2 separate regions of the Homo sapiens genome follow, and region 2 is linked to region 1. Evidence: read pairs that join two places in POLR2A ChIA-PET (ENCODE). Cell type or tissue: MCF 10A. All regions are shown on one strand. Each heading gives the region's core, and the rest is flanking DNA. Links, peaks and the distances in the headings are about the cores only. Region 1 overlaps DSEL-AS1 (DSEL antisense RNA 1). Region 2 overlaps DSEL-AS1 (DSEL antisense RNA 1).

Region 1 (12,516 bases), core at 1-8,000:
GAGCCCCTTCCTCCATTTGAGCATCAGATCTTTTCCTCTCTACCAAAATACGGTGCTTCAGAAACTTACTTATCTGTGCTGCTGTATCAAATTTTCCTTCTCTCCGTGAACACATCCATCAACATAAAATACTTCAGTAAATTTTTCATCCCTAAAAGATAAACAAAAAGATTCTCTTGATCCAAGTCATCTCTAGCTATTTTCCTACTCTGTTTTTCAATAAAGCTTCTTCAGAAAGTCTTCTGTATTTGCTATCTCCAATTTATTTTCTCCTGGTCTTTATTTGATAACTAAGTGCTGACTTAACTCATTGGGTAATCAGGATATTATTGAGAATAAAAGGAAATGCTATTGATAATGATTGAAGTTAAGTGCAAATCTAGACTGTCTTATGGAAACCAGATACACTACATACTCTTTTAACATCATTTCATTTTACTTTGCTAGAAAAAAATAAATATTATGGGTGGATATTAGTTGTAAATATTTATGGGGTACAGGTGATATTTTGATAGAAGCATACAATGTGTAATGATTAAATCAGGGCAATTGGGATATCCAGCACTTCAAGTACTTATCATTTCTTTGTATTAGGAACATTCCAATTCCACCCTTCTATTTATTTTGAAATATACAATAAATTAAATTATTAACTATAGTTGCCCTATTATGCTACTGAAAACTAGATCTTATTCTTTATATCTAACTGTACTTTTATACCTTTACCATCACATCTCTATCCCCTCTCTCTACTTCCAGTCCCAGACTCTAGTAACCATCATTCTACTATTTCAATGACTGATTTTGTTTATAGCTACCACATATGAGTGAGAACATGTGATATTTGTCTTTCTGTACCTGACTTATTTCACGTAACATAATGTCCTTCAGTTCCATCCATGTTATTGCAAATGACAGGATTTCATTCTTTTTTTATGGCTGAGTAGTATTCCATTGTGTCTATATACATTTTCTTTACCAATTCATCCGCTGATTGACACTTAGGTTGATTCCATATTTTGGCCATTGTGAACACTGCTGCATTGAAAATAGAAGTGCAAATATGTGTCCAATATACTGATTTCCTTTGGAGATATATCCCCAGCAGTGGAATTGCTAGATCAAATGATAGTTCTATTTGTAGTATTTTGAGGACCCTTCATATTATTCTCCATACTAGCTGTACTAATTTACATCCCCACCAACAGTGTAGGAGGATTCCTCTTTCTCTACTTCCTCACAACATTTGTTATTGCCTGTCTTTTTGATAAAATACATTTTAATTGGGGTGAGATGATACCTCATTGTAGTTTTAATTCACATTTGTCTGATGCACATTTTTTTCATACACCTGCTGGCCATTTGTACATGTTCTTTTGAGAAATGTCTGTTCAGACTTTTGTCCATTTTTTAAGTCAGATTATTTGTCTTTTTTTATTGAGTTGTTTGAGCTATTTGTAAATTTTTGTGATTAATCCTTTGTCAGATGAGTAGTTTGCAAATACTTTCTCCCATTCTGCAGGTTGTCTCTTCCCTTTCTTGACTATTTCTTTTGCTGTGCAGAAGGTTTTTAGCTAGTTGTGATCCCATTTGTGCAATTTTGCTTTGGTTACCTGTGCTTGTAGGGAATTACTAAAGAAATCTTTGCCTGGACTAATGTCCTGAAGAGTTTCCCGAATGTTTTTTTTTCTAGTAGTGTCATAGTTTCAGGTCTTAGATATAAGTATTTAATCCATTTTGATTCGATTTTTGTTTGGCGAGAGATGAGGTCTAGTTTTATTTTTCTGCTTACAGAGATCCAGTTTTCCCAGCACAATTTAATGGAGAGACTGTCCTTTCCCCATTTCATGCTCCTGTAGCCTTGCAAAAAATGTATAGACTGTTAATGGGTGGATTCATTTCTGGGTTCTCTATTTTGCTCCCTTGGTCTATATGTCTGTTTTTATGCCAGTACCATGCTGTTTAGGTTACTATAGCTTTGTAGTATAATTTGAAGTCAGGTAATGTGATGCCTCCAGCTTTGTTCTTTTTGCTCAGGATTACTTTGGCTATTTTGAGTCTTTGGTGGTTTCATATACGTTTTAGAATTATTATTTTTTATTTGTGTGAAGAATATTGGTATTTTGATATTAATTGAATTGAATCTGTAAATTGCTTTGGATAGTATGGATATTTTAGCCATATTGATTCTTATAATCCATGATCATGGGATATCTTTCAAGTTCTTTGTGTCCTCTTTAATTTCTTTCATCAGTATTTTTTAGTTTTTAATTGCAGAGATCTTTCATTTCTTTGGTTAAGTTTATGCTGAGTCATTTTATTTTATTTGTAGCTACTGTAAATGGAATTACTTTCTTGGTTTCTTTTTCCAATTGTTCACTGTTGGCATATAGAAATGCTGCTAATTTTTGTATCCTGATATTGTATCCTGAAACTTTATTGAATTTGTTTGAGTTCTATTTGTTTTTGGTGGCGTCTTTAGATTTTTCTAAATATAAGATCATCTGGTATGCAAACAATTACAACTGGACTTTTTTTTCAGTTAGGAAGTCTTTTATTTCTTTCTCTTGTCTACTTGCTCTAACTAGTATAACCACCCAATGGGTTCATCTTGTCTGTTGCTGACATAGAGCCGATTTATCAAAATGGGGGCTTGCAATAGAAAAAGAGCTTTACACATGTAGAGCTGGTTAAAAGGGAGACTGGGGTTTTATTATTATTCAAAGCAGGCTCCCCCACAATGTGGAGGGTTTTTCAAAGATAGTTTGGCAGTGGCCAGGGGTTGCCCAGGAATGCAATGTAAACATAGGGGTGTGGAAAATGGTCCTTGTGCGCTGAGTCCACTTCTGAGTGGGGGGCCACAGGACCAGTTGGTGGGTAATCCGGTTGTCAGAAATGCAAAAGCCTGAAAAGACATCTCAAAAGGCCAATCTTAGGTTCTACAGTAGTGATATCTACAGGAGTAATTGGGGAAGTTGCAAATCTTGTGACATCTGGAATAATAGCTGGTAATCACTTATGACTACCTCTTAGCAGAATAGCTCCTCTCATTCTCCTAATCTGGTGGTCTCTTTCATTAGTTTTACAAAGGCGATTTAGTTTTGGGAAAGGGCTATTATCATTTAAACTATAAACTAAATTTCTCCCAAAGTTTTCTTGGCCCAAGCCCAGGAATGACTAAGGGCAGCTTGGAGGTTAAAGGCAAGATGAGGATTTGTTAGGTCAGATCTCTTTCACTGTCATAATTTTTGGAAAAGTGGTTTCACTAGGACTCCCAGTACTACTGAATCTTATTAACCCAATTCAGTGAGGCCTTATCCCCATATCCCTATTACTCCCCCAAACTGCCCTTTTATAATTAAATATAAACCTCTGCAGTGCTAAATATGATGATTAATTCTTGGGCCCCATCCTACTTGACCTATCAGCACCATTTGTCCATTGTATCACTCATTCCTCCTAGAAACTCTTTTTTTCCTTTGCTTACTTAGCTTTCAGGACATCACATGGACATGGTTTTCCTCTTCATTCATTAGTCATTATTTCTCAATCTCACTTGCTGGTCTCTTCTTCTCTCCGACCACCTTAGCCTTGGAATATACCAGGGCTCAGTTCTTGAAATATTTCTCATTTCTATTTACATTCACTCCGCTGGTAAGTTTTTTTCTATAAAATGACTTATCTCTATGCTATCACTAAGATTTTGAAAATATATATTCAAAACTTTTTTTTCAAATCCCTAAGGCACTTAACTGTAGATTATAGTACATAAACTAGAATAGTCTTACCTTTATATGTCAGGAAAAGTTATTTCCCATAAACAATCTAAAAGTACTGTATTTTCAAATTCAAGTGACATAAAAAAGACCTTGACTTGTTTAAAAAAATATTTAGGTACTCGAGTCAAGAGAATTCTTTTGAAGATATTTTTCTTGTTGAATGTAGCTCAAAATAGATGAGATTTAATTTACCTCTCATGACAGAATTTTATTGGTGTTCAACAATTGTGCAATATTTGTCAGAGAACTGGGTTATGCCAGGAACAAATGCTTTAGGGCATGCAATCAGTCAGTGTCAGCAGATACAGTGCACAGCCCCAGAGTGACAGTGCCAATCAAATTTGTGACTCCTGGGAGATGAAGGAAAGGAGGCAAGCGAGTGCTCCTTAGTAGATACTTGCAGGAGACTTCCTCATGCTGCTTTTAGGCAACCACAGTATTGCTTTTCTGGCAATACTGCCTGTTTTAGTCTTCTTGAGCAGTTGTAACAAAATACCATATAGTAAGTGTCTTTAAACAGACATTTATTTCTCACAGTTCTGGAGACTAGAAGCCCATGATCTGCTTGACAGCATTGTTGGGTTCTCAGTGAGGGCTCCTTTTCTGGCTTTCAGAAGGCCGTCTTCCCACTGTATTCTCACATGGTGGAGAGAGGAAGGTCTGGCATCTCTTCCTCTTCTTATAAGGCCACTAATCCCATCATGTGAGCTCTACCCAATGACCTCATCTAAACCCAATTACCTCCCAAAGGCCCCATCTCCCAGTACTATCACACTAAGAGTTAGGGCATTAAGTTACATTTTGGGACTTATATACTTCCAGTCTATAATTGTTATTGCTTCTTTAAGGCAAACTTACTCCAGAATCCATAATACATTGAGTGAAAGGTTTATGTAGTAGATTAGGGCTACCAGTGACCACAGAGATAGATTGAATCAGCATAAAATTAAATATCTAATTTCGGTTCTAGCACTTGCTCTCTGCTGTATAAGCAAGTCTCTTAACTTCTTGCCCCCAGCTTTTAATTTTTTTTATTTTTTAATTTTTATTTTATTTTATTTTATTTTTTGAGATGGAGTCTCGCTCTTTCGCCCAGGCCAGACTGCAGTGGCACGATCTCGGTTCACTGCAAGCTCCGCCTCCCGGGTTCACGCCATTCTCCTGCCTCAGCCTCCCTAGTAGCTGGGACTACAGGTGCCTGCCACCGCGCCCAGCTAATTTTTTTGTATTTTTAGTAGAGATGGAGTTTCACCGTGTTAGCCAGGATGGTCTCGATCTCCTGACCTCATGATCCACCTGCCTCGGCCTCCCAAAGTGCTGGGATTACAGGCGTGAGCCACCGCGCCCGGCCACCCCCAGCTTTTTAATAGGTAGAATAATGGAGCTGGGTCACAGGAGCTTATGACTTCCTTCTAGCTCTAAAACACCAAAATGTTCTGACAAAAACAAGCTTCTTTCTTTTATTGAAAGAAACACCTTAATATTTAATAATTAGAAACTAGACTATCTTATAATACATTGCTTTGCTATTGAAAATCTTTGCATGAAAAAATCTGTAAAACACATTTTCACTTCCCCTATAGTACAAATTTAGCAATAAGCAAATTCTTCATCTATTTGCCTCATAGATTTCCTTCCTGAATATCACCTCATTTTATTCTGAGTATTTAGTGAAAGTTAAATTCCAACAGATGAGTCATCTTCAGTAGCTGTTGGTTCCCTCATGGCTTCTAATTTGTAAATCTGTATTGGAATCTGTACTTGACTTATATTTATCGCCTATATTTAGCTCAAGTTCAATGTGGACTACAAAACCACATCTGGTCTCCAGAGCTCCCAGATCTAACCACTGGCACAAATCTTTTCCAACTGATAAGGAGCTTCACTTAAACACCTTCAGCTGGAAGCACAGTGCAAATGTTCTCAGCTGTCTGGCTTGGCACCTGGAACTGTCCCCATTACATTTTGGTATGACGTGAGTGGGTGTCACTTTCTGAATACCTTGAAATGAAAGAAATCCTTGAATTCTAAAATGTGCCAGAATGTGTAGCATTTATAAAGGATAATAAATTTAATTTCGTATTTATAATAGAAAGTAAATAATGTGATGAAGTAATATTTAGAATTACATGGCACCATTAGAACCACAAATTTTCAGGAAAATGAATATGATTTGGGATCCTCGTTTTCATTGCAACAATCTGTGGGAAGTGTGTTAACCAGCTCCCATGCCAGTCTTGATTCTATCTGACCATAGTATTAACTGCTGTGCTTTGGGTATACTTGCTGAGTATGGGCACAACATGTTTTATTTTTCATTTCCAAATGAATTACGTTGTTTAGTATAAGGCATAAAAATGTGTACAAATCAATAGTAAGCATATCATATGTAAATAGTTTTGATTACGGGATTTCACACAATTAGGGTAAAAATATTGATGTCTTTGCCACTAAATCAACCAGGTCTATGGTGATAAATATGGGAAAGTTGATTGCAGTAGTTTGGGATCTGAAAAGCCTTAGAACTGAGTAGTGCAGTTGTGACATAAACAAGTATTGAAGTTATTTTTATTTCAATGACAGCATTAGGGTGTAATAGAAACCCTTGAAAGAGGAGGACGTATAGTGTGACAGGAGCACAGACGACCCTTTCACTCGCCCTGCAGCATTCCACACAGAGTCCTATCTCTTGATTCAGAAGCCAGATGTGGGTATTAGTCAGGCATGTGTGGCTGTGTGCGGTATGTCAGTTGTAATGTACTTAGTGGAAAAGAGATTTATTTTTACACTCCCCTCCCTAAAAGTCATTAATAATTAATGAAACTTTAGTGTCCTTTAGGGCAAATTCAAAGAGCAGTTGCGAAGGCTTACTGAAAACACCATGAAATTTAACTCATGGCAATCTCAAAACAGCTTACGTATGAGCTTCTTTTTATTTTGACACTGTTTTCCATTAAAATTCATAGGGAGAAAGAGACAGACAAAATGTTTGTGGGTTTTTCTGAATGGAAATACCATTAGAGAATGATCTCAGCTATGGAAGAAACTACTCTAAAATTCTGGAAAAGCCATAAACATCATTTTTCCTTGTTTTTATTCCTCCAGTAAAAAAAAGAAGGGTAGCCAAAATTTTCAAAAGTAGTCAGTGACAAAAAGCCTTTTTATTCTTGATGAATTGGAAAATTATCCTTTTACTTCCCTAAATGTTTTTATAACAGTAGCTAAGCCATGTATCTCTGAGGTTTAAAAGAAATCCAGTGCTCACATAACCTTTAATGTTCTCCTCCAAGCAATTTTTGATGAGTAATAATTTCCAAGAAAAATGAGCCCTTTTTTTTTTCAGTAATTTCTTACCCTAAATACAGGCATACCTCATTTTACTGTGCTTCTCAGATATTGTATTCTTTACAAATTGAAGGTCTGTGGCAACCCTGCTTTGAGCAAGTATATTGGTGCCATTTTTTTCAGCAGCATGTGCTCGCTTGGTGTCTCTGTGTCACATTTTACTAATTTGTATGATATTCCAAACTGTTTCATTAATACTGTATCTGTTATGGTGATCTGTGAATAGTGATCTTTGATGTTACTATTGCAATTGTTTTGAGAGCATCATGAACTCTACCTATATAAGACAGGGAACTTGATAAATGTGTGTGTGTTCTGATTGCTTCATCAACCAGCTGTTTCCTCATCTTCCTCTCCTCAGGCCTCCCTGTTGCCTAAGGTACAGCAATATCAAAATTAGGCAGACTAATAACCCTACAATAGCCTGTAGGTATTCAAGTGACAGGAGGAGTTACATGTCTTTGACTTTAAAACTAGAAATGATGAAACTTACTGCAAAAGTCATGTCAAAAGTGGAGATAGGCCAAGAGGTGGGCCTCTTGTATGAAACAGGTAGGCAAGTTGAAAATGTGAAGGAGACGTTCTTAAAGGAAATTAAAAGTGCTACTCCAGTGATCACACAAATGATAAGAAAGCAAAACAGGCTTATTGCTGATGGAGAAAATTTTAGTCGTCTGGTTTGAAGATCCATTGAGCCAAAAAATTCTCTTAAGTCAAATACTAATCAAGAGAATAACCCTAACTCTCTTCAATTTTATGAAGGCTGAAAAAGGTGAGGAAGCTGCAGAAGAAAAGTTGGAACCCAGAAGAGGTTGGTTCATGAGATTTTAGGGAAGAAGTTTTCTCTATAACATAAAAGTACAAAGTGAAGCAGCAAGTGATGATGTAGAAGCTGCAGCAAGTTTTCCAGAACATCTAGCTAAGATAGTGATGAAAGTAGCTACACTGGACAACAGACTTGCAATATAGACAAATCAGCTTTTTATTGGAAAATGATGCCATTTAGGACTTTCATAGCTAGAGAGGAGAAGTCAAAGCTTGACTTGACAGTTTCAATGGACAGGATGACTCTTTTGTCAGGAGATAATGCAGTTGGTGATTTTTAAGTTAAAGCCAATGCTCATCTCATTGACTACTCTGGAGACCCTAGGGCCCTTAAGAATGATGCTAAATCTACATCTGAAGACTCAGATGATTACTAGCATTTTTTGGCAATAAAATATTTTTAAATTAAGGGGTTTGTATTTTTATATATAATGCTATTGCACACTTAATATACCACTGAATAGTGTAAAGATAACTTGTATAAGTGCTGGAAAACCAAAAAAAGTTGTCTGGCTTACCTTATTGCAATATTTACTTTATTGCGATGGGTATGCCCTATCATTCATTTTGGAAGTGCTTTTAGTGCTTTGGAGGTAGGTGAAGTGTGGAAGAGAGATTGTGTTTGTGTGTGTGTGTTTGTGTGTGAAGCAAAGGGAAACTGACCTCTCTTTTATGTGTGGTATAAGAAATGGATTCTTCATTTATTCCAGCAAGAGCTGTAAGTTTCACAGCAAGTGTACCCCAACATTTGATATAATGAGATTGGATACTTCTGGTCTCTTGGTGAGACGTTTCAGGACTCAGCCTGAGAGGATTTGTACCGTCATATGTCTTCACTGCCTCTCTCCTGGTCAGCTGGAGGCTGAATTTCAGCAGGAAACTTTGCTAATGAAGCCTCTTCAGCTGGTGGAGGCTGAACTTTAACAGAGGCCTCTGCAATTGTAGTGGCTGCCTCAGCAGCAGGAGTCTGTTCAGTTGGTGCCTGAACTTCGGCATGGGTCTCCCCAGCAGGTTTGAGCTCTGCTTAATCAGTAGCCTCTTCGGCTAATGGAGCATGTATTTCAGCTGGGAGTTTTTTCTATTGGTGGAGGCTCTATTTCAGCAGAAGCCAGGTTTTTTATTTTTATTTTTTATTTTTATTTTTATTTTTTTTAATAGCAGAACCTTCTGCTACAATAGGACTTGGCATCTTATCTTTCTTTCTGGAAATCTCAGATGATTCAGCTCTCTCTCCCTCACTTGATTGACATCTGTTATGGATTGAATTGTGTTTCCCCAAAAGGTATGTTGAAGTCCCAGCCGCCAGTACCTGTGAATATGAGTTTCTTTGGAAATAGGGCCTTTGTAGATGTAATCAGATTAAGATGGTGACCTTATAAGAAGAAAAACAAGAGGAGACAGACACAAAAGAAGGATGGGCATGTGAAGATTGAGAGATTAGAGTTATGCTGCCACATAGTAAGGAATGTCTGGGGCTACTAGAGCTTCAGTGGAAGCTGGCCCTACCCCGACCGTGATTTGGGATTTCTAGCCTCCAGAACTTTGAGGGAATACATTTCTGTTATTGTAACTCAGAAAAACAAACAAACAAAAAAAAAAAAAGAAAAAAAAAGCATTCCTGGTACTTACCTGGGTTGTAACATACTGTTGCAGAGTTCTGGATGGTTAGATGTGACCTTTATCTCATTAATTTCTAAGACTTATATAGCCTCCTCATCATCCAAGGTGTAATGGTCTAAGTGATATCAATAGCAAATGAAATATTATCTTGTGATGGTTAATACTAAGTGTCGGCGGGGAGGAGCCAAGATGGCCGAATAGGAACAGCTCCGGTCTACAGCTCCCAGCGTGAGCGATGCAGAAGCGGGTGATTTCTGCATTTCCATCTGAGGTACCGGGTTCACCTCACTAGGGAGTGCCAGACAGTGGGCGCAGGTCAGTGGGTGCGTGCACCGTGCTCCAGCCAAAGAAGGGCAAGGCATTGCCTCACCTGGGAAGCGCAAGGGGTCAGGGAGTTCCCTTTCCGAGTCAAAGAAAGGGGTGACGGATGCACCTGGAAAATCAGGTCACTCCCACCCGAATACTGTGCTTTTCCGATGGGCTTAAAAAACGGTGCACCAGGAGATTATATCCCGCACCTGGCTCAGAGGGTCCTACGCCCACGGAGTCTCGCTGATTGCTAGCACAGCAGTCTGAGATCAAACTGCAAGGTGGCAGCGAGGCTGGGGGAGGGGCGCCTGCCATTGCCCAGGCTTGCTTAGGTAAACAAAGCAGCCGGGAAGCTCAAACTGGGTGGAGCCCACCACAGCTCAAGGAGGCCTGCCTGCCTCTGTACGCTCCACCTCTGGGGCAGGGCACAGGCAAACAAAAAGACAGCAGTAATCTCTGCAGACTTAAATGTCCCTGTCTGACAGCTTTGAAGAGAGCAGTGGTTCTCCCAGCACGCAGCTGGAAATCTGAGAACGGGCAGACTGCCTCCTCAAGTGGGTCCCTGACCCCTGACCCCCGAGCAGCCTAACTGGGAGGCACCCCCCAGCAGGGGCAGACTGACACCTCACAGGGCCGGGTACTCCAACAGACCTGCAGCTGAGGGTCCTGTCTGTTAGAAGGAAAACTAACAAACAGAAAGGACATCCACACCAAAAACCCATCTGTACATCACCATCATCAAAGACCAAAAGTAGATAAACCACAAAGATGGGGAAAAAACAGCAGAAAAACTGGAGACTCTAAAAAGCAGAGTGCTTCTCCTCCTCCAAAGGAGCGCAGTTCCTCACCAGCAATGGAACAAAGCTGGACGGAGAATGACTTTGACCAGCTGAGAGAAGAAGGCTTCAGACGATCAAATCACTCCGAGCTACGGGAGGACATTCAAACCAAAGGCAAAGAAGTTGAAAACTTCGAAAAAAATTTAGAAGAATGTATAACTAGAATAACCAATACAGAGAAGTGCTTAAAGGAGCTGATGGAGCTGAAAACCAAGGCTCGAGAACTATGTGAAGAATGCAGAAGCCTCAGGAGCCGATGCGATCAACTGGAAGAAAGGGTATCAGCGATGGAAGATGAAATGAATGAAATGAAGTGAGAAGGGGAGTTTAGAGAAAAAAGAATAAAAAGAAACGAGCAAAGCCTCCAAGAAATATGGGACTATGTGAAAAGACCAAATCTACGTCTGATTGGTGTACCTGAAAGTGACGGGGAGAATGGAACCAAGTTGGAAAACACTCTGCTGGATATCATACAGGAGAACTTCCCCAATCTAGCAAGGCAGGCCAACAATTCAGATTCAGGAAATACAGAGAACGCCACAAAGATACTCCTCGAGAAGAGCAACACCAAGACACATAATTGTCAGATTCACCAAAGTTGAAATGAAGGAAAAAATGTTAAGGGCAGCCAGAGAGAAAGGTCGGGTTACCCTCAAAGGAAAGCCCATCAGACTAACAGCAGATCTCTCGGCAGAAACTCTACAAGCCAGAAGAGAGTGGGGGCCAATATTCAACATTCTTAAAGAAAAGAATTTTCAACCCAGAATTTCATACCCAGCCAAACTAAGCTTCATAAGTGAAGGAGAAATAAAATCCTTTACAGACAAGCAAATGCTGAGAGATTTTGTCACCACCAGGCCTGCCCTAAAAGAGCTCCTGAAGGAAGCACTAAACATGGAAAGGAACAAGCAGTACCAGCTACTGCAAAAACATGCCAAATTGTAAAGACCATCGAGGCTAGGAAGAAACTGCATCAACTAATGAGCAAAATAACTAGCTAATATCATAATGACGAGTTAATGGGTGCAGCACACCAACATGGCACATGTATACATATGTAACTAACCTGCACATTGTGCACATGTACCCTAAAACTTATAATAAAAATAAAAAAATACTAAGTGTCAACTTGATTGGATTGAGGGATGCATAGTATTAATCCTGGATGTATCTGTGTGGGTGTTGCCAAAAGAGGTTAACATTTGAGTCAGTGGGCTGGGGAAGGCAGATTCACCCTTAATCTGGTAGGCACAATCTAATCAGCTTCCAGTGAATATAAAGCAGGCAGAAAAACGTGAAAAGGAGAGACAGGCCTAGCATCCCAGGCTACAGCTTTCTCCTGTGTTGGATGCTTCCTGCCCTTGAACATTGGACTCCAAGTTTTTCAGTTTTGTACTCAGCCTGGATCTCCTTGGTCCTCAGCTTACAGACAGCCTATTGTGGGACCTTGTGATCATGTAAGCTAATACTTAATAAACTCCTCTCTCTCTCTCTCTCTATATATATATGTATACACACACACACACACACACACAATTTAACCTTTGTATTTTATGTCACATGTTCAAATCTCACCTTGTCTCTAACCATTCACAGAACCATGTTGTAGGTCCTATCATTGATGTCATTCATACAAGAGAGTAAATGTCAGTTATAGATATATATCTATGACATCATATATATATATATATATATATATATCCTATTAGTTCTGTCCTTCTAAGAGAACTCTAATACATATCTACACGCAGATACATCAGTAGTGATCTTGAAAGCCCTGACAGATCATAGAATGAACG
Region 2 (12,516 bases), core at 2,088-10,087, 73 kb before region 1:
TGCCTCTACATGGCCCCTGATAGAGGAAGAGGACCCATGGCCTCCAACCACATTTATGAGAGAGTAGAGTTGGGGGAAACGGGGAGCTGACTCCAGAGATTCCTATCTGTTTGCAGAGGGGAGCCTAGAATTTAGGGTTAGTAAACACAGCTACTAGATGTACAGAACATTTCTCAGAACAAAGTGTGGGGCAGGGTTATTTCTATGGATTCAAAGTGTCTCATGATGCGAGGGCAAGGTGAGTCAGAGAGAATTAATGCGCGAACATCTGCCAGGCAAATATTCTTCCAATGTTGTTTTCAGATTTTGAAATATCAGTATGATCATTTTCACTTTAGAGAAGAATGAATTCAGGTACCGACATTGTGGCCTTTCAGCTCTGCCCCATGCATCTGTGCTGAAGCAGTGGGGATGCAGCTAGCCTCCCAGCATTCTCAGATGGGCTTTCAGACTAATTCATTTTGAACAGACATCTTTGCATAGTGGTAAAATGTGAATGCATTAAAATAAAACAAGAGCCACAACTGAACAATTCAAATCATTGGCAGAAAGGGTGGTAGGTAAATGGCACTGTCAAAAATGAAGAGAGTCTTGTTTTCTGTGAACTAAAAATGGATAGCTCCAATTATTGCTCCTTCCACACATGAAGATGGTACAAAGTTAGTTAATTATAAATAATGCATCCGACCATAGAAGGGATGAGCTATATGCTATGTTATTGTACATTAAAAACCTTTATGAGTGTGGCAAGAGACACATGTACCAACAGCTGCTAAATTCAGAATCCTGGAGCAGTATCTTATTTTAATGTAAGTGAAGAACAGTGCAGTCTATTGCTCTGGGGATTTCTCTCTATATAAAAGGATCTTAAATCTACATGAGATTTTACTCCGTGATTTCAAAGTACTTATGAAAATCTGTTTTCTTTATTTGCCTATCTTTCAACCTACCCACAACCACCTATCTTACAACAGAAACAATGCTTTCTAGAGTAGATTCTCCAGAACAGAAGCCTTTCTCGCGCTCCTTTCCTTCCTTTCTTCCTTCCTCTCTCTCTCTTTTATTTTTCTTTTAAAATTTTATTTCTCAACATCTATCCCAGAGCCTGGCACTTTTTGAAAAATGTTTGGTGAATGTTTAACATGAATTATCGCCCCCATTTTATGACAGAAGAGAAAAAGTCATAAAGGTCTAAAGTGGGTTACTACATTCTAAGCAGAGTCACACACTCTTTCTCCTGACTGTGCTGAGAAGCCTCTTACCACACAACCCATAATTGGAGCTATGCCTTGAGGTGACTTAATTCAAGTGAAACATGAGACTGGAAAGTCATACAACATTTTCAAGAGGATTTCTGCATTAATTGTATATGTTAAGATAGGCAAATTCAAGCTCTGAGCCTGAGAACGATAAAGTACAAGCCATAAAACAAGCCTAGACACTACATAAAGTCCCTGATCTAAAATCACATTTGTCCATGATCTGTTATTCTGGTGGTTTTTAAATAAATGGGGCCAAGACATTCAAGAACTAGTTGCTGTGCATTCAGCAACTCCTATGCACAGGTCTCCAATACCTGGGCTTTCAAGCAGCATAGCCATTTGAATATGGAGACGGCTTTGTTATTCTTCTCATAGCATAATCCACCTTTGCTACAGCTTTGGCCGTGAAAGCTCAGATGCAGATTTCTCGAACCACTTACCAGGGCCAGATGTATATTATATTGATCCACTAGCAGTATTAGAACTAGTGTCTGCCCCAGAGGTTAGGGATATAGCATCTGTAACTGTTTAGAAACAGACACCAAACTTAAGCTGCAAATTTTATTGCCCAGTTGGCCAGCAGTAATAGGCCACACCAATAATAAAGACAAAACCACAAGTTTAAAGCAGGCAGTAGAGTCTGGAAATACTTTTTTTTTTTCCGCAATTGCTTTGAATACAAAACATCTCAAAATGACAGGGATTTTGCCTGCAGAGTTGCTAATGAAGATGTGGCTAAGAGTGTTTCTTGAGTTTGTTTATCCAGCTGCACAAGAGTCAGTATGACAGTAAGTAGATTTATTAAAACTTAAAAATACCAAAGCCAAATTCTGGGGGAAAAAGTTTCCCCATAAGTCTACTAAAGCCTTGAATTCATAAATGAGAAGCTTTATTGCTACCATATTTGCTTACATACAGTTTAGCTTTTGATATGAAAGAAAAATTTAAACAAAGTAAAACTTGCAAAGGGATCATAAGATGTTTTCTCCAGGGCTCTTCCACCCTCCCTTTCCCCTGGCCTGGTATCCTTACACCAGTGTTTCTCAACAGGACATTTGGCAATGTCTGGAGAAATTTCAATGTTGGTCTCGGTTAGTGGGAGGGACTGCTGGAATCTAGTGAATAGAGGTCAGGATGCTACTAAATAGCCTGCAATGAACAGGACAACTTCTCCTCTCCTCCTGCCTCACAAGTCAAAGAATTATGCAGACTAGAAAGTCAGTACTGCTGAGAATGAGAAACTCTGACCCATCCCACTGACTCTAAAAATTGATTATGTGCTAATTGTTGGTAGTTCAAATCAATTCCTAAATTGTCCCCCTGACTTGCCAATTACCTATTTGCAGTTTGTTCTAGAGCCAGCCGTTATGGCTAAAATGTATGTGTCCCTCCAAAATTTACATGTTGGAACCAAATTGGTAGTATTAAGAGGTGGAGCCGTTTGGGAAGTCCTCTTCTCATGAATGACATTAGTGCCGTATAAAAGAGGTGCCTTAAAAAAAAGGTGCCCTAGTTTCCTTTTGGCCTTTTGGTCTCAGTCTATGTTGTGCTTATATAACAGAATACCTGACCCTGGGTAATTTATAATGAATGGAAATTTATTTCCTCACAGTTTTGGAGGCTAGGAAGTCCAAGGTCAAGGTGCTGGCAGATTAGGGCCCAGTTTCTCTACTGCAAAGATGGCACCTGAAAGCTGCAGCCTCCAGAGATGAAGGACATTATATCTTCACATGGCAGAAAAGGAGGAGAAAGAGAGAATCCACTCCCACCAGCCCTTTTTATAGAGCATTAATCCATTCTTCATGAACTAAACAGGTTTCTCATTTGGCCACACCTCCTAACACTGTTGCATTGGGGAATACGTTTCCAACACTTGGATTTGGGGGAACACGTTGAGACCATAGCACCTTCCATCTCTTCCTCCACATGAGGACACAGTGTTCATTTCTTTATTGCCTCTTCCATTATGTGAGGATTCAGCAAGAGATATCATCTTGGAAGCAGAGAGTAAGCCCTCCCCAGACACAGAATCTTCTGGCACCTTGATCCTGGAATTTCCTGCCTTGAGAACTCTGAGAAATAAATTTCTGCTATGTATAAATTACTTTATCTGTGGTATTTCATTATAGCAGCAAGGACAGACTAAGACACTAGCTTTCTCTAATTTATTCACAGATGACTTTTTGTTGTTTACCAGCTACTGGCTCCATTTTTCTTCATTTGACCTAAAATACTTCTAAACCTAGCTGTCTCAGCTCTTATAAAAACTTGAGCTATGCCTACAGGCATAATTGGCAGTAAACTAATTACTACCAAATAATATTTGGAATGATGTGTCTTTTTGGGTTATCAGAAATGCCCTTCTGATGTTAATAAGAGAATGTCATTTTACCCACAACCCCTGTACATATCATGCACCCCAATTACCTTTACTATCAGATTTATTTCCACTGGAACAGTGTTTTTCAAATTACAGTTCTTAGACTACCAGTATCAGAAAGTTCATGGTGCTATTAAAAATGTCAATTATCAAATCTGTCTCAGCCTTATGGATTAAGAATCTCAGTGTGTAACCTGGTATTCTGTACCTTAAAATGTTCAAGTGCCTAACAAATTTTGAGAGTCACTGTTCGAACATAATTCTCATTCTTTTCTCCTTGCCACACACACCTGTGCCTGAGGGTTTGTTTGGCTACATAACAGAAACATTCTCAGGCTGGCAGAAGCATAAGGACTGATTAGGATTAGGAACTGGTGTTGCAGAATAACTCAGAAACATGTATGTAGCTATTTTGCAGAACGTTTAATAGTCTTGCCTTTAAATTATTTATTCACATGTGAGGAAGTGAGATATTAGAGTCAAGCAATAAAGGCAAATAAGATTTATAAAACAGAAAAGAGAAAAAAATGAATACAACCTAGAAACAATGAAAGTTGTATTTTGGGGGGCAAGTTGATTAAATGGCAGTTAGCAGAGGAGTTTGTTGCCCAGAAGTGAGAGTTTAGCTGTAGAGCAGAAGTGACAGGTTCCTCTGTAGAGTGTTGGCCACTAACCCGCCATCAGCACCTGTATCTTACTCAGATCTAGCCAGTATCATATTTCCTCAGTAGGCTTCCTTGCTGGAAAGCCACTAAAAGTTTCCTTTTTCCATCCATGTGAGGCAGGGAGACTTCTCCCTCTGCTCCTGAGCATTTACTTCCTTCTCTTTTTCTGAGAATCAATTTCACCTTCTCCTTCATGGTGATACAACTCAACATGGCTATCCTTCAGCACAAGTTTATATCACTTTGACTCCACCATCGGGCAGAAATCAATTGTCTTTTTTGAACCTCAAATCCAAATTCTCGGAAAAGATGATTTCCTAGCAGAGTCAGCGTTTCATCATGACTCCAGCAGCAATGGAAAGCAGTTCAGGGTCATATAGTTCAAATACTGCTACAGGGGCTGACATTCGTGGGTTCGAGATATCAATCATCTTAGGAAGAGAGAGCTGGCTTATACCTTAAAAGTATCTATTATAAAATGACACAAACCAGAGAGCCATGCACCCCCAGGGAAGCACATAAAAGCAGTGTATTTGGTGGTGAGTAGTTGAGGTGTGGGAGGTTGAGGTATGGTGGGATAGTGAAAGGTTGGGGGGGAGGAAAGGTTCAAAAATGCCCACGCTTTATGTGAACAGGCTGACTCCTCTTTCTTATCCCCTGAAAATTATTCCTTTTGTAGAATGTATTAAATTTACCTAATTAGAAGAATCACCTAGAATTACTTGTTAAAAGTACGAGATATGAGATCCAAAACCCTACTTGAAGGTAGAGTGAGGAAGGAAATATAAGAAGCCTGTATTTTTAAATTCCATTATGATCCTGCAAAATTAACAAATCACCATTAGATAACCTTTTAAAATACTGCCAGCTACCAACATCGCCCTAAACCTGCTGCCCCCACCAATAACTGAGCCCCTGATAACCACCACAGTCTAGTTTTATGAGATCAATTTGTAAAAAATCCACATGTGAGTGAGTTCATGCAGTAGTTGTCTTTCTGTGCCTGGCTTATTTCACTTAACATAATGTCCTCCAAGTTCATAGATATTGTTGCAAATGGCTAAATAATATTCCACTGTGTATATGTACCACATTTTCTTTATCCACTCATCTATTGATGGACACTTAGGTTGATTCCATAGCTTGGCTATTATGAATAGAGCTGTAATTAACATAGCAGTGCAGAGATATATATCAGTGTCTCTTTGACATACTGATATCATCACAAAAATAATAACTATAAGTGATGCATAGGTTAATTAGATTTAGTCAAACTGTAATCTACATATACTTCAAAACATGATATTTTACATGATACTTACAATTTTACCTGTCAATTTATTTTATTTTATTTTTCTAATTTTTTTTTTTTTGAGACAAAGTCTCACACTGTTGCCCAGGCTGGAGAGCAATGGCACGATCTCAGCTCACTGCAACCTCTGCCTCCCAGGTTCAAGTGATTCTCTGCCTCAGCCTCCCCAGTGGCCACCACACTTGGCTAATTTTTGTATTTTTAATAGAGACAGGGTTTTGCCATGTTGGCCAGGCTGGTATCAAACTCCCGATCTCAGGTAATCTGCCTGCCTCAGCCTCCCAAAGTTCTGAGATTACAGGCGTGAACCACTGTGCCTGGCCTTACCTGTCAATTAAAATAATAATAATAATAATGAAAATAATAATAATAATAATTGGCTAGCTACTTAAAATAGAACATAATTTTGTTTCAGATTCAAAGACGTAAAGTTTGATAGAGATGGGAGGTAGGTAATTTATGTGGGTGAAGCCAGCCAGGTGCTTGTTGTCATGTGGAACGTAAGGACCCATGTCACGAGATAATCTGATTTTGCAAAGAAAGCCAGAAATCTGAACTTGTATGGGAAATTATCTGATTTTTCTAATGGCTTAACTTGTTTTGAAAACTCTGTGAATGCCAAATAAAATGGATTCAAATCATAAACGGCAAGGTTTTGACTTCTGATTGTGAGCTGGCTGCATGAAAATAAATTTCCTGATTTTGCATATGCTAGTTCAGCACCCCAGGAATTCAACTTTCCATTTTAATGCTGGGAAAAAAAATACTATCTTTTCTTTTAAGTTATCTACTACTATAACTCCTCTCAGTCTGGAACGGTCAAGGACTGGTCATGTATTCAAGCAATCTTATTTATTCCTGCAGTTATGTATTAAGTTTTATTTCCTTAATTCAATAAATATTCACTGAGTGCTCAATAACGCACTGTGGAAGACGCTGAAAAACCCCAAGGGGAAAAAATATTCTTCGCCAAATGGAGCTTATAATCTGTGGATAGAAAAGGCACAAAAGGCATGAATTATTACTTCATTTTTTCTGTATTTTAATCATTACTTCATCATATTTAAATGGCTTTGAAGGTTCATCTATATACTGATTCCAGTATTTTCAAGAGCACATCTAATTTGATGAGGATGGAAGATTGTTAATGACTCAGAAGCTGGGAAAATAGGTAGAAACTCAAATGTTGTAAGAAATCACTAGAATGTTTGCATTTTTTCAGAGGTTCACTCCTTCTGTTCTAATACCTGGAGTCCAGCCAGGCACAAAGCAAGCTGGCTGACTACTGCAGAAAGGAATGCTGGAACCTCTCTTGCTGACCTGCTTCCAGAGTTTCCAGCACAGCTAGCCAGAGACTTCCTATAGACAATGAGGAAATTCAAAAACAAAGAATGTAGTAGTTTGGCTATTTCTCTAGGAGCCCTTGGGGATGAGACTGAGCCATTTTCCTGCAGCTGGCTGCAAAGCAGGCCACTGAAAAAGATCAGTATGAAAGAACAAGGCATACTGTTGGTATATGCGTCACTGTGGGCCAGAGCTTTTTGTCATAGGATTCAGTCAAACTCAAAATGCAAGATGAAAGTCATCCTCTTTGGTAACCGTTTTAAAAATAATACATAGAAAAGAAGTGAACAGAACCATGTTTTCCAAAGTCCTGATGCTAAAAATCACAAAATCTTAATAGTTCCTGAGCTGGAAATGTGGACTGCTTGGCCTGGGATCAAGTCTAGAATTTGATGTTCTTGGCAGGTACATCAAGTGGTTAGTATCAGCAGAGAAGCTAAGGAAATACTGAAGTCGAAGGATAAAGGATGATTCCCTCCCTGTAATGGCTTTACTCTGAGTTACCTACTGTGTGTTGTCCTGGGCTTACTTCCAGGCAATTCTCATAGGTTTATGGTTACATGCTGGATTTTGGGATGAGATGATCCTGAGTTTGAATCCAAGCTTTGAGATTATATTGTAAGTTTCTGGGAGGTATTGGGCCAGTTACTTACCTTTTCTGAATATAGGTGTCCTCCTCTGTAAAATGGATTTACAATATTACTAACTGTATAGAGTAGTTGAGAAGCTTAAATGAGAAGAGGCAGGTACGTTTCTCATTACAGAGCTTTAAGGGTTGTTGCACTTTAAAAGCAATTTTACATACTTTATTTCATTTAGCCTTTTTAACAATCATGTGAATGATACGTGATTAACTCAATTTTGTGTACCATAGAACTGAGAAAGAGGAATTTGGAATCGAAAATATCATAACTTAAGATAGTGTGACAAAAATAGTATTCCAGTGTCTACCAACTTGCTTTCTGAACTTGTCTAATTTTAAAGACCGAGAATATTTGAAGGAAACATGCAGCGCAGTTCCTTCATTGTACTGGTGAAGAATCTGAGCTCGATGTGTGAGAGAGAAAGAAGGCCTGCTGGACCAGAACACAGGTTTCTTTACTACCTATCTGCAGCTGTGCCGCTACATTGTAGATGATGCTATTTGTTTTTAAGCATATTCAGTGATATATTAAGTTGCTTCTTTAGATCTTAAAAAAAAAAAAAACAACTCATAAAGTGCCGGGCACGGTGGCTCACACCTGTAATCCCAGCACTTTGGGAGGCCGAGATGGGTGGATCACGAGGTCAGGAGATTGAGACCATTCTGGCTAACACAGTGAAACCCCGTCTCTACTAAAAATACAAAAAAATTAGCCGGGCGTAGTGGCGGGCGCCTGTAGTCCCAGCTACTCAGGAGGCTGAGGCAGGAGAATTGCGTGAACCTGGGAGGCAGAGGTTGCAGTGAGCCGAGATCGCACCTCTGCACTCCAGCCTGGGCGACTAAGCAAGACTCTGTCTCCAAAAAAAAAAAAAAAAAACCTCATAAAGTAACAATTCTATATGCAGCTTATATTAGAGCAGTTTTTCAAAGAACTTTCTAGGACCCAAAATTTTTCTGGGAGCATTTTTAAAAGCCGAATATCTATATATCCATTACAGATCCTTTCTGAAATAGAGTTTTGATCGGGGCATAAAAATTTGCATTTTTATCAGGTTTACCAATACAATATTAAGAATGAGCTAATTAAACCATTCTGTCCTTGGAGACAGAAATTGGGCACTGTCCTTCTTTTGTCTTCCCATCAGTTCCAGCCAGAATTTTAGGCACATACTTTCCACTCAGTTAACTCACTGAATTGAATAGTGGTGGAATCAAATTAAGGTCAAATGTTTTAATTATATAAAAATCTATGAAGCACATGTATAGAGGAATCATTTTCAAAGATATAATTTTTACAATTTACTGTGAATTACAGGCATAATTATCCTGCCAGATATACTTGTCTGCCTAGCAAATATATGTATATATGATACTTGTGAAATTTGATACATACTTCGCATATGTATTATATATAAGAGACAAAGAGGGATAGAGAGAGGAGAAAATTAGCTTTCAGGCCAATTTTGAAGAATGTTATTTTGGATATTAGTCATCTATTGCTGCATAACAAATTGTCACCAAACTTGCTAGCTGAAAAGAAACAGAAGTTTATTTTTTCACACAATTTCTAATCATTATCAATCAAAGCAGCTTAATTAACTGAATGGTTCTGGTCTGGGTCGCTCAGAGGGTTATAGCCAAGATGTCTGTATTTTAACCATATTACCTTGTGTGGGATATGATGAGGCCAGATGTAGATCGAAAAAGAGAAACAGCTGAGCATGATGGATAAGGTGTGAACACTTTGGGAGGCTGAGGTGGGAGGATTGCATGAGCCCAGGAGTTCAAGACCAGCCTGTGCAACATAGTGAAACCTCATCCATAAGAAATATTTTTAAAAAATTATCTGGTCATGGTAGTGTGCACCTGTAGCCCCAGCTGCTGAGGAAGCTGAGGTGGGGAGATCCCTTGAGCCCAAAAGTTAGAGGCTACAGTTAGCTATGATCAGGCCACTGCACTCCAGCCTGGGCAACAGAGTGAGACAATCTCTAAATAATAGTAATAATTTAGAAAGACAGAGGGAGAAACTGGAGGGAGTCCTACAGTTCTGCTATACTCACAGCTCACTGGGGAGAAATAGCAGGCCATGCAGTGCTGTTCACAGAAAGCACTGGGCATTGGTCATGAGGCAGAGGGAGAAAGGGGATTGGTGGGCAAAAGTCCTTATTGTTCTTTCTGGAGGAAGGAGCAGGCCAGGCAGGGTAAGCAGGCTTGTGATCAGGCGGCTTGAGTATGTTCAATGGGCTCTGGTCAGAGGGACTGTTCCTGATTTCCTGGTACTTGGCCCTGAGTGATTAGGGTTGAGGTATAGTGGCACAGATTGTGAGAGCCCAAGAAGGGAGTTGTTTGGGATTTGGACTTACTCTCTCAAGAACAACTGACTGGACACTAGCTAGGGTCTCAAAATGGTTCAGATAGCATTTTAAAAACTATATCACAGCTTGCCAGGCCTACAGTTTTCTTAGGTCTTGAGTGGGGTTGAAGCAACTGCTTTCTATAGGGTTCAACCAGTGGCTGCTGGCATGAAGCCTCTGTTCTTCTTCACATGGACCACTCCCTAAGGCGGCTTGACTGTCCTCACGGTATGACCCCTGAAGTTCTCCAGAATTAGCCTTTCGTGAGAGAGAGCGAGGAGGAAGCTACATTCCTTCGCTGGCCTTGTCTCAGAAGTCACAACCTTTTACTTCCACATTACTCTGTTCCTCAGAAGCAAGACATTCAGTCCAGCACACATATGTTAAGCCACCCCAGCATGATGGTCACTATTCTCTCAAAAAAGAATTGGCAAGGATATTTTCTTCCAGATTAGGGTTCAGGTAGTGCTGATTGGAGAGAAGAAAAAATGTTCAGTTTATTTTTTATTTATTTTGGTCGTTACGGTTTCATTATTTTTTGATATTAAAAAGTCATGGTTGAAGAAAACAAAGGTCATTTCTTTTCATTAATTTCCTATGTGATCATTAGGTAAATTCTAGAATAACATAATCGATTATCACTTTATAAAACCAGGCTGGGTGTAGTGGCTCACACCTGTAATCACATTTTAGGAGGCCAAGGAGGGCAGATCATACGAGGTAAGGCATTTGAGGCCCACCTGAGCAATGTGGTGAAACGTTGTCTCTATTAAAAATACAAAAACTATCTGGGTGTGGTGGCATGTGCCTGTAATCCCAGCTACTTGGGAGGTTGAGGAAGGAGAATCACTTGAACCTGGGAAGTGAAGGTTGCAGTGAGCTGAGATCATGCCACTGCACTCCAGCCTGGGCGACGGAGGGAGATTCTGTCTGAAAATAAATAAATTAAATAATCATCCATGTAATAAAACATTATGGAAAAATATGTAGTTAAACATATTTTTATGTTTATTCATTCATTTATTCAGCAGATTTTATTACAGTTCCTAGTATGTGCCAATCTCAGTGGTTAGCAATGGGTATACAATAGTAAAAAGAAGAACAGGGTTGCAGCTCTCATTGAGTTTATGGTGTAGTGCAGGAAAAAGTTCCATTGACATATTGACACTAATATATATATATAAATAAAAGCTGTGTTAAAGTGAAAAAAAATTATGCTACTTTATGGTAGACAGGAAACGTGGAGGAATAGTTAGAGAAGGCTTGTTGGAGAAAGTGGCAATTTGTCCTTGAGCTAAACTGTGGGAAGGGGTTGAAAAAACTCAGACCTTCCATAATCCATTGAACTTTATATCATATTTTCTAAAAGTTAAGCAATTTCAACTTACAAAGAGATTCTCAATGTTTTGCTACCTCAGGCAAATAATGTTATCCTTTTAAACATCTTTAATATTTTAATCCCCTGTCTCATTAATAGCCTTTTTTATAAATGTGAATATTTTGCTGGACAAATATCGTGGCCTCTTTCAATATATGTTATCAGAAATTCTATAAAATAATTATTTTGACATTTACTAGCTTATAATCACAAGGTCCATTTCTCCCACCGTCAGTGAGTTTGTGGAAAGACACTATTGCTTCCTGAGAGTCATGGGGTGCCATCTTCCCTAGTGGACACAAGGAAAATATGGGAGAGAGCCTTGGTTATACTTACATGTTGATGGAAATTTCTCTTTCTATGGGTTGGGATACCTAGTGTGGTGGTCCAGGCCTTGACCACCAATGGTTCCTACAGTGCAACTATTATACTGGAGACACTTTTGGTTTTTAAAAATCAAACCCATGGTGTGTTTTCCCAGCAAGGGGTGGGGAGAAGTATAAGTTCATGTGGATGGAATAGGAAGGGCAAATGCCTGTAGTGGGAGGGAGGCAGGCTCAGAAGAAAAACAAAAATAATTGGTTATCTAGATAGAAGGAAGGTTAGGATAATGTGATGTGATGGAAGACTAAAGATGTTCAACCATGTAAGAGTTAATACATAGGTTTATATAGTATGGGGTTGTATTAGCTTTCCCATTGTATCTGGATGGAAGCAGCTTAGGATAATGTGACATGATGGAAGACTTAAGATATTTAACCGAGTAAGATCTAATACATAGGTTTATAATCAATCTCATTTTGCCCAGGGTAGTATGGGGTTACAATAGCTTTCCCATCTTAAGTATTGGTAGTGCTTCCTGCCAATCTCAAACGTCTCTTGGTTTGGATGATACATTTTATAATCATGTTATATATGTTAAAGATTTTGGTCTTTGTCTTAACAGTAAGAAGCTGTTAAGGATTTTAAATATAAATTAACATGAATATCAGATTTGTGTTTTGCACATATCTCCCTGTCTATACTATGTAGAATAAATTACCAAGGCACTTCCAAAGAGACTAGTCTATTGCTGTAGTTCTGGCAAGATACGGTGCTTGAATCAGATTGATGGCAGTGAAGATGGATGGATGGGACCTAGTTGGAGAAATGGGCTGTCAACTCTGCACTGTAGTCCT

What was found. ChIA-PET counts read pairs that join two places held together with the same protein. Peaks named below come from ENCODE experiments on the same cell type or tissue, not always from the same donor. Only the 100,000 strongest peaks of a DNase experiment are listed, where the experiment ranks them.
Region 2: POLR2A ChIA-PET joins it to region 1 with 25 read pairs; 3 of 35 experiments call an interaction of 5 or more read pairs at or near these places.

What each region holds. Positions count from the first base shown.
Region 1 is chr18:67,593,890-67,606,405 of GRCh38, forward strand. The region is part of intron 1 of DSEL-AS1 (DSEL antisense RNA 1); the gene reads left to right. LOC105372174 (a long non-coding RNA gene) reads right to left here. Exons shown (of 3, transcript XR_935590.3): 2 at 70-151. Among named protein-coding and RNA genes, the nearest start is that of DSEL, 83 kb to the left of the region's middle. In MCF 10A, for the core only: no CTCF peak of the experiment used is centred there; a DNase peak (open chromatin) is centred at 4,082.
Region 2 is chr18:67,518,520-67,531,035 of GRCh38, forward strand. All of the region lies in intron 1 of DSEL-AS1 (DSEL antisense RNA 1), which reads left to right. Among named protein-coding and RNA genes, the nearest start is that of DSEL, 8.1 kb to the left of the region's middle. In MCF 10A, for the core only: no CTCF peak of the experiment used is centred there; DNase peaks (open chromatin) are centred at 2,322 and 6,912.